Regions from separate parts of the Homo sapiens genome. Here region 2 is linked to region 1. The links are chromatin contacts, found by Hi-C or POLR2A ChIA-PET in ENCODE. All regions are on one chromosome and are shown on one strand. Each heading gives the region's core, a stretch centred on a gene start or an enhancer-like site at or near the end of the contact. The rest is flanking DNA. Distances are from core to core; before and after follow the strand shown. Region 1 has its middle 55 kb from the start of AKR1E2. Region 2 overlaps LOC107984195 (a long non-coding RNA gene).

Region 1 (3,471 bases), core at 534-3,033:
CAGGAAGAACATAATCCAATCCAACTAGTGACTGCACAAGCCAGGCCTTATTAAATAAGGTGACAGCCAAGAGGGCACTGGAAGCCCATTGCCCTAACTCAGTTAGTCCTGTGTGCTTTCAAGAGTCCTAAACAAAGGGGAATTTGAAATAACAAATTTGAACACAGTCAATATGCAAACACATAACTCATAAGAAGGCATATTGATATTAAAATTTTAAAGTGTAAAGGTGCTATAGATATCTCGGCCAAGTTATCTCTGACTTTTTCAATGATATTTACAAATCTGTCAATTGGTATGCTTTAAATATTTTTTAATCCATTCTTATGGTTACTTATTAATAACTTTTATAAACTTTATAGTATATAAAATGAATTCAAATTTCCTTATCATGTTGAATATAAGTTCTGGTTTCCCAGTTCCATCTTCAAGATAGCTGATTGACAGTATATGACTAAGAAATAGGACTATAATTGCTAATGGTTTGCTTTTTTATATAGGAAACAATACAAATGAAGATTAGAATTTTTACTATTTTTTTAACAAAATTAGCAAATCATGCACTTACAGACTCAAACACAAGCCTAAGTAAGTAGACAAGCATTTATTGTATCCACTGTACAATTCTTTCTCACCATTACGGAAATTAGCTTATTCCTGGATGGTTCAAAAGCTTCCTAAACACATGGAATTTAGATAATTACAAAAGGTTTTTATAATGGAGCCTCTTTTGCAAATCAATATAAAATTGTTAGCTGACCTGGAAGGGGGCACGGACCGGAAAGCCATTTGTTTTAATGGAGTCTTAAGAAAACTGCATAAAAAAGAATATGCTGTTAACGTCTTCCTAATAAATCAAAACAAGAGACTATTTGTAATATAGTAAATGTAACTTTGAGAAAATTTAATTATATTTTTTTAAAAGAATAATCCTGAATGTTGACTTGGAAACCACAGATTTCAGAACTTGCCTCTATATTACCAATATTTCTTTTCATTGATGCTCTAACCTCTAAAAACTAATAGTAAATGATACATCAAAATGCTAACCAACCTACAAAACTGAGTACTCCAATGTTTCTGAGAATTATTTGGGATATAAATTTAAAGCTCATATATGAATAAAATTATAATAAACTCATTCTGCAAGATTATGTATTAATCCAAATAAAATATATATTTGATTTTTGAAAATGTCACAACTTTAAAGAATTAAAATTTACATAAGATGAGAGAGGTTTTAATACACAGTTTAAACATTTGGAGGCTGAAATTAACTTTGATTCCAGCATTTTTTGCTTTCTGATTTCAAATAATTATGACGTTTAAAAATAATCAAAATATCTCAAAGTAATATTTTATGTTATAATTGGTTTGTTTTTACTTTGCCGTGAATTAGTATACTAGTTACAAAAATGGAAGCTGATTGGAAAAAAATAGAAAAATGTCTTAAAAACTTTTTGAGGGGTCATTTATTTTTTTAAGAAGTAACATGTATCTAATGCTGTCTTGGATACACTAAAAAGCACTTAAGACATATGTGAATTCACTTAATAAAATTGTTTTCCATATAAATATTATTTAAACTCCCTAAAATATTGTCTTTTTCTTTTCTTATTAAGGTATAAAATTTCTTTGCCTATTTCTAGAATTAATAAACAAGTTGCTATGAGCAACTTGGGAGAAACACAATAAGATTCTTTAAAAACTTTTTTTTCCGTTTCTTTTTTTAAGTTTTCCTGTTGGCCTGACTCATTGTGCTCTCACATCCCTTTGAAACCATATGGGGAAGTAATAAAGTGTGTCTCTTCTTCCAAAGATATGCACTGTTTATTAACTGACTAAGGGAAATACTATGAGCTCATTACTATTTGTCATACATGGTCATTCAATCACATTGAGCAACAGACAAGACCAGGAAACACCCGTGTAAAAGGACAATGGATAATGGGCAGTTTAACAGTTTAATTTTTTATGAGAAAAAAAAGAAGTTGAATATGACCTTAGATAAAATACAAAATACAGCAATAGTAACACTGCTGGCCATTTCTATTCAACAACAAACTCTCTGTTCTCTGCAGAGACTAGGAGGCAGGTACAGGATTCTGCCTACAAATAACTTTCTTTCTTTAGCACCAAATTGTGCCCAGTGTAGCACCACTTATTGTCCAAAGAATTAAAAGCCTTCAGCAGCAGATATTATTATTGTCTTTCAAAGATCTCCTTCCTGGGAATTCCATCACATGTAAACATATGCTTAAGGATTTAGCTCCATCTACAGGAAGCAGAAAATAAAACAAATTATTTGTAAATACAAAGTCCTCTCTGCACACATCCATTTAGATAAGATTGTTTTTGCTTCTTCCAAATGATGCTTTTGGCTGAGAAAGTTCCAGCGGAGAAAGGAGAGCAGTTAGAGTAGGAAATGGGCATATGACTCATCCATTCCTGGGGTTTTGAATCAGAAGAAAATCTGATTCTACTTCATTAAATAAATTTCTATAAAAAGCAGCCATTTATAAAACATGACTTATGAAACATATTGCCAAGGAGGAAGCCTCTCCCAGGATTTTGCAGGGATTTATCAAACAAGAGTCCCTGAATGTTAAAGTTTCAGATAATTCTGTCTCTGGATGTGGGTTTCATTCCCCTTCTTCCCCATAAACTTCCTATCCTCTGAGAATATGTGCCACCCCCCATAACTGTGTCCACTGAGCCAGATCCCAGGACAAAGGGTGTCAAGGAGGGTTGGAGGAGATGGCTTGGGAAAACCTGCCAATATCCTTTCTCAAAACAATGGCAGAAATCTGGGTGCTGTCTTCTTTCCTGCTCCACATTAATTGACAATAAACATAGCTATTTACTTAAGAGGAAAGCGGAAACTCAGAAATGGTTTGGTCACCAAAAACCACAAATGAAATATTCCATTTTCCCCAAAGTCATATTTATCCACTCTTAAACAACCTTCTAAAGAAGAGCGCATCGTTAGTTGGACATGTTAGTCAAGCCACGTCCTTGCCATGGAATGTTCTTCAGAGCATTGAGTGGAGATCATGTACCTCCACATTCCCGGAAGCATATGCCTCATGTTTCTTCATTGAATAATTCAAATCTAAAATTAGGGGTAAAATGCTCTATTGTACAAAGATGCTGCCTTGTTTATATACCCAATTTCCATTTCTAAATAAATGTACAGTAGCTCTGAATGAAGAAACTGCGTTTGGGTTAATCCTTTGTACCAAGAATAATGACTAGGCTCCAACCTCAATCCTGCATGAGTTTATACTGAAACTTCACCATGTGTATGAAACTATACTTACTCATCAAATCATTTTATTCCAGAGTAAGGAGAAGATCTGCCACAAAGAGAAACACCCAACTCTACCCCAGAGATGCTACAATTCTCAAATTCCATAAATTAGATGTTTTTCAGCCTCAAGCCTTTCAAGTCTCCTTCAGATTTCTATTACT
Region 2 (3,471 bases), core at 315-2,814, 690 kb before region 1:
GCTGTTGGTGCAGATTCTTATATAATTTATGGTTGATTTTCATTTCCTGGTACAATTTTATTTTCTTCCTCTGTACAAAAAAAATTTAAAGAAAAATACTTTGTGGATAATAATAATACAATTTTTGTAAAAACAGGAAACTTAAATGTGACACTCTTTGCAAGGATGGAGTAAACAGGAAGTGAATAAAGTGAGTTGCAATTTGAATTACAAAAATCTCTCATCTTTGGTCACTAATGTACAGTTCAGAGCCAACATTCTTCGCTACCAATGAAAAGCTGTAATAATCATGGTGAACATAGCCTCTGTGATTTGTTGAGCACTTATTCTGTGAACATCTGTGCATCTGTTTGCTAGGCTGTTGTAACAAGGCACCAGAGATTGGGCGACTGAAACAACAGAAATCTATTTCCTGACAATGCTAGAAGCTGGAAGTCTGAGATCGAGGTGTCGGCAGGGTTGTGTCCTCCTGAGGCCTCTCTCCTTGGCTTACAGACAGCCATACTCTCCCTATATCTTCGGGTCATCTTCCCTCCACGTGTGTCTGATATCCTGATCTCTTCTTCTTACTAGGATACCAGCCATGTTGCATTAAGGCCCACCCCATCGCCCTGATTTTACCTTAATTACCTCTTTAAAGACGGTATCTCCAAATACAGTCACTTTGTGAGGTCCTGATGACCTCCTTCAACCCAGGAATTTGGGGAGGACACAGTTCAACCCATAATAGGCTATATATATCTAGCATGTATAATTTTTATGATAGAGCAGGGAGAAATGTAATGTCCTCATTTTACAGAAATATGAATTCAGAGAGATTAGTGACATGCTCAAGAGCAAACATTCTTTTGAATGAAGTGAGGTTTATGTATTATATTGTCACCCTTAGGTTTCCAAATCCTTACTTTTTCCACTATATCTGCAACACCACCTTTCTGACTGGAAAGAAAAGAGGCAGGGATTATATCACAGTGGCTTAGGCCTGTAATCCCAGAACTAGGAGGCTGAGATGGGTGGATCACCTGAGGCCAGGAGTTCGAGACCAGCCTGACCAACATAGTGAAACCCTGTCTCTACTAAAAACACAAAATTAGCCAGGTATGCATGCCTGTAATCCCAGCTACTTGGGAGGCTGAGGTAGGAGGATCACTTGAACCCGGGAGGCGGAGGTTGCAGTGAGCCGAGATTGCACCACTGCACTCCAGCCTGGGCAACAAGAGTGAAACTCCATCTGAAAAAGAAGAAAAAAAAAAAGGAGTGCTCTCAGTGGACTTTATCTGATCCTTTTAAGTGAGAACCATCATTTAAGGGATGTTCCCATACTCCCCACAACCTCAGGAGCAGATACCCCTCTAGTTAGAAGTAGAACTCTGGAAACTTTGTATGTATTTTAGTTTTCCAAATACATGTGTTTGGAGTTAGTAGTAAACCCTTGCAGTGTGTGTGGTGAGTGTGTTTGTGTTGGTGGGTGTATAGTGTTGTCTGTGTGAGTCTCCCTGCAAATCAGTGGCTGTGTGGATAAGTCAAAGCGGTCTCCTCCCTCATGCCGTGGGAGAGGCAACTAATGACCTCATGACGACTTCCAATCCTGTTTTGTGTCAAAGCCTTTAGGATCTAGCCAGTGACTGCTACATAGAAGGCAGTCTAGAGATTTGGCCAGAATCGCAGCAAAACCCAGGCCAAGAGTGTGGAGAGGGAGCAAGCCCACTCGAGCTGTGGCCCTGCCTTGCTTATGAAGTGACCTCAGATCACTGCTGCTCTCTGGTCCTCCACTTCCTAATGTGTAATTAAGGAAGTCACACAGTGCAACCTCTATCTTTAAGATCTAAAAAATTTGAGTTTTCTTGTGATGAACAGCATTCCAATCCCACTTACACAGAAAAAAAAAAAAAAAGCTCTGGCTTTAAAAATAAAACATCCAAAAAATTAAGACTAGAAAGATGATATTTAAGAGTAGTATTTTATTACTTTGAAAACATCTGGTATGAATTTGAAATTTCATTTTAAAATTTTTAATAGATTCCTCATTCTGTTTCTAGAAAATAGGTTAAAGTGAGTTGTTATGAAACCATGTTTCTAATTTTTATTTCAGATTCTATATTTCAACTAAAGCTCGCACTTGGGTGAAATCTTTCAACATATCTTTTGTTTAAGAAAAGTCAGAACAAGAATTTCCAAGGTACTGCTTATTTATTATAGAAAACTTAGAAAATATAGAGAAATGTACAGAAGAAAACAAATTCTCTCAAAATCTCAATTCATAGAGATACATACAAGGCATTTTTTAATGTATGTAATTTGTAATTTGTGTGTGTATGTGTGTAACAGGGTCTCATTCTGTCCCCCAAGCTGTAGTGCGGTGACGTGATCACGACTCACTGCAGCCTTGACCTCCTGGGCTTAGGTGATCCTCCCATCTCAGCCTCCTGAATAGCTGCAACTACAGGCATGAGCCACCATGCCAGGTTAATTTTGTATTTTTTGTAGAGATGGGGTTTCGTTATGTTGTCCACGCTGGTCTCGAACTCCTGGGCTCAAGTCATCCATCCACCTTGGCCTCCCAAGTTACAGGGATTACAGGCATGAGCCTCTGTGCCTAGCCATGATGTATGTAATTTGTAAGGTGAGATAACTGTCTTGTTGTTTTGCTTTGTCATCTATGTTTATATTGTTCTCTGTAAATCCTCCACTGGAAAAGTTTTTCCATCCAGACCTGAGTCTCATGAGCTACGGCTAAGATGTAATCACTCCCAAAGAAACATGCACTCTCAACAACATTTTTGACATACTTGATTGTTTACCATTGCTTTGCATGGAGGGGAATGAAATGGACCTTTTAGAATCAACTTGCCCAACAGTGGATCTAGGCCAGGCTGAGAAGAGGGTGCCAAGGCTGACATTTGAGTCTAGACAATGATGTCTCTCAAAATGCATTTTGCCCTGTGATTTTCCCCCAGCTCCTTAGTTTTCTAGCATAATTGATGGCCTTTGTGGGCCATAATCCAAAACCACTACACACAGGAAAAGGGCTGTCAAGCAGCAATAGTATAATAATTCATGCGTTATTATTACCATTTAGAGAAAACACCTATGCAGAATTGCAAGTTGTGATGGGCCCTTGAAAATCAACGTGTGTGCCGAATCCAGGTGGATGCTGTGACCTCACAAAAGCTGTGAAGGTGTGCTATCGCAGAGTGGAGGTGTGGCAAAGTCCAGATTCAAGAAAAGGCTGAAGTCAGCTTGTGTCCCTGACCTGGGATCTCAGCCTTAATCTCATGTTTAGAAGTGAGGCCAGTGCCATTGGCCATTGACATCCAGAAGATAAACTCTCATGGAATGACAGCTGACAAACAGCAGATGCCTTCAGACTGGCAGATTCTTCTATCTTGTGTTAATGCATCTTTATGGGAATTCACAATGTTCTCTAGGCAGGGGTCCAAGTGATAAGCACCAGAGCTTTGAAATAAGATA

The links. Hi-C counts contacts between places; a loop is a spot of excess contacts on that map. ChIA-PET counts read pairs that join two places held with the same protein, here RNA polymerase II (POLR2A). Pooled maps may share reads with other maps.
Region 2: a map of heart left ventricle shows a loop between it and region 1 (3-fold over the local background). The contact joins two enhancer-like sites. A Hi-C loop is called at or near these places in 2 of 168 maps with a recorded cell type or tissue (heart left ventricle and heart right ventricle) and 7 of 50 pooled maps. POLR2A ChIA-PET finds 5 or more read pairs at or near these places in 1 of 52 experiments (BJ).

Annotation. Positions count from the first base shown.
Region 1 is chr10:4,769,093-4,772,563 of GRCh38, forward strand. No RefSeq gene overlaps it. Among named protein-coding and RNA genes, the nearest start is that of AKR1E2, 55 kb to the right of the region's middle. Within about 2 kb of position 1,784, at least 9 of the 41 ENCODE cell types and tissues checked have a DNase peak (open chromatin) inside an H3K27ac peak, as active enhancers do.
Region 2 is chr10:4,080,197-4,083,667 of GRCh38, forward strand. It overlaps LOC107984195 (a long non-coding RNA gene), which reads left to right. Exons shown (of 10, transcript NR_176060.1): 6 at 137-190; 7 at 2,093-2,179; 8 at 2,488-2,623; 9 at 3,080-3,179. Among named protein-coding and RNA genes, the nearest start is that of MIR6078, 91 kb to the left of the region's middle. RefSeq lists an enhancer at 3,222-3,471. Within about 2 kb of position 1,565, at least 8 of the 41 ENCODE cell types and tissues checked have a DNase peak (open chromatin) inside an H3K27ac peak, as active enhancers do.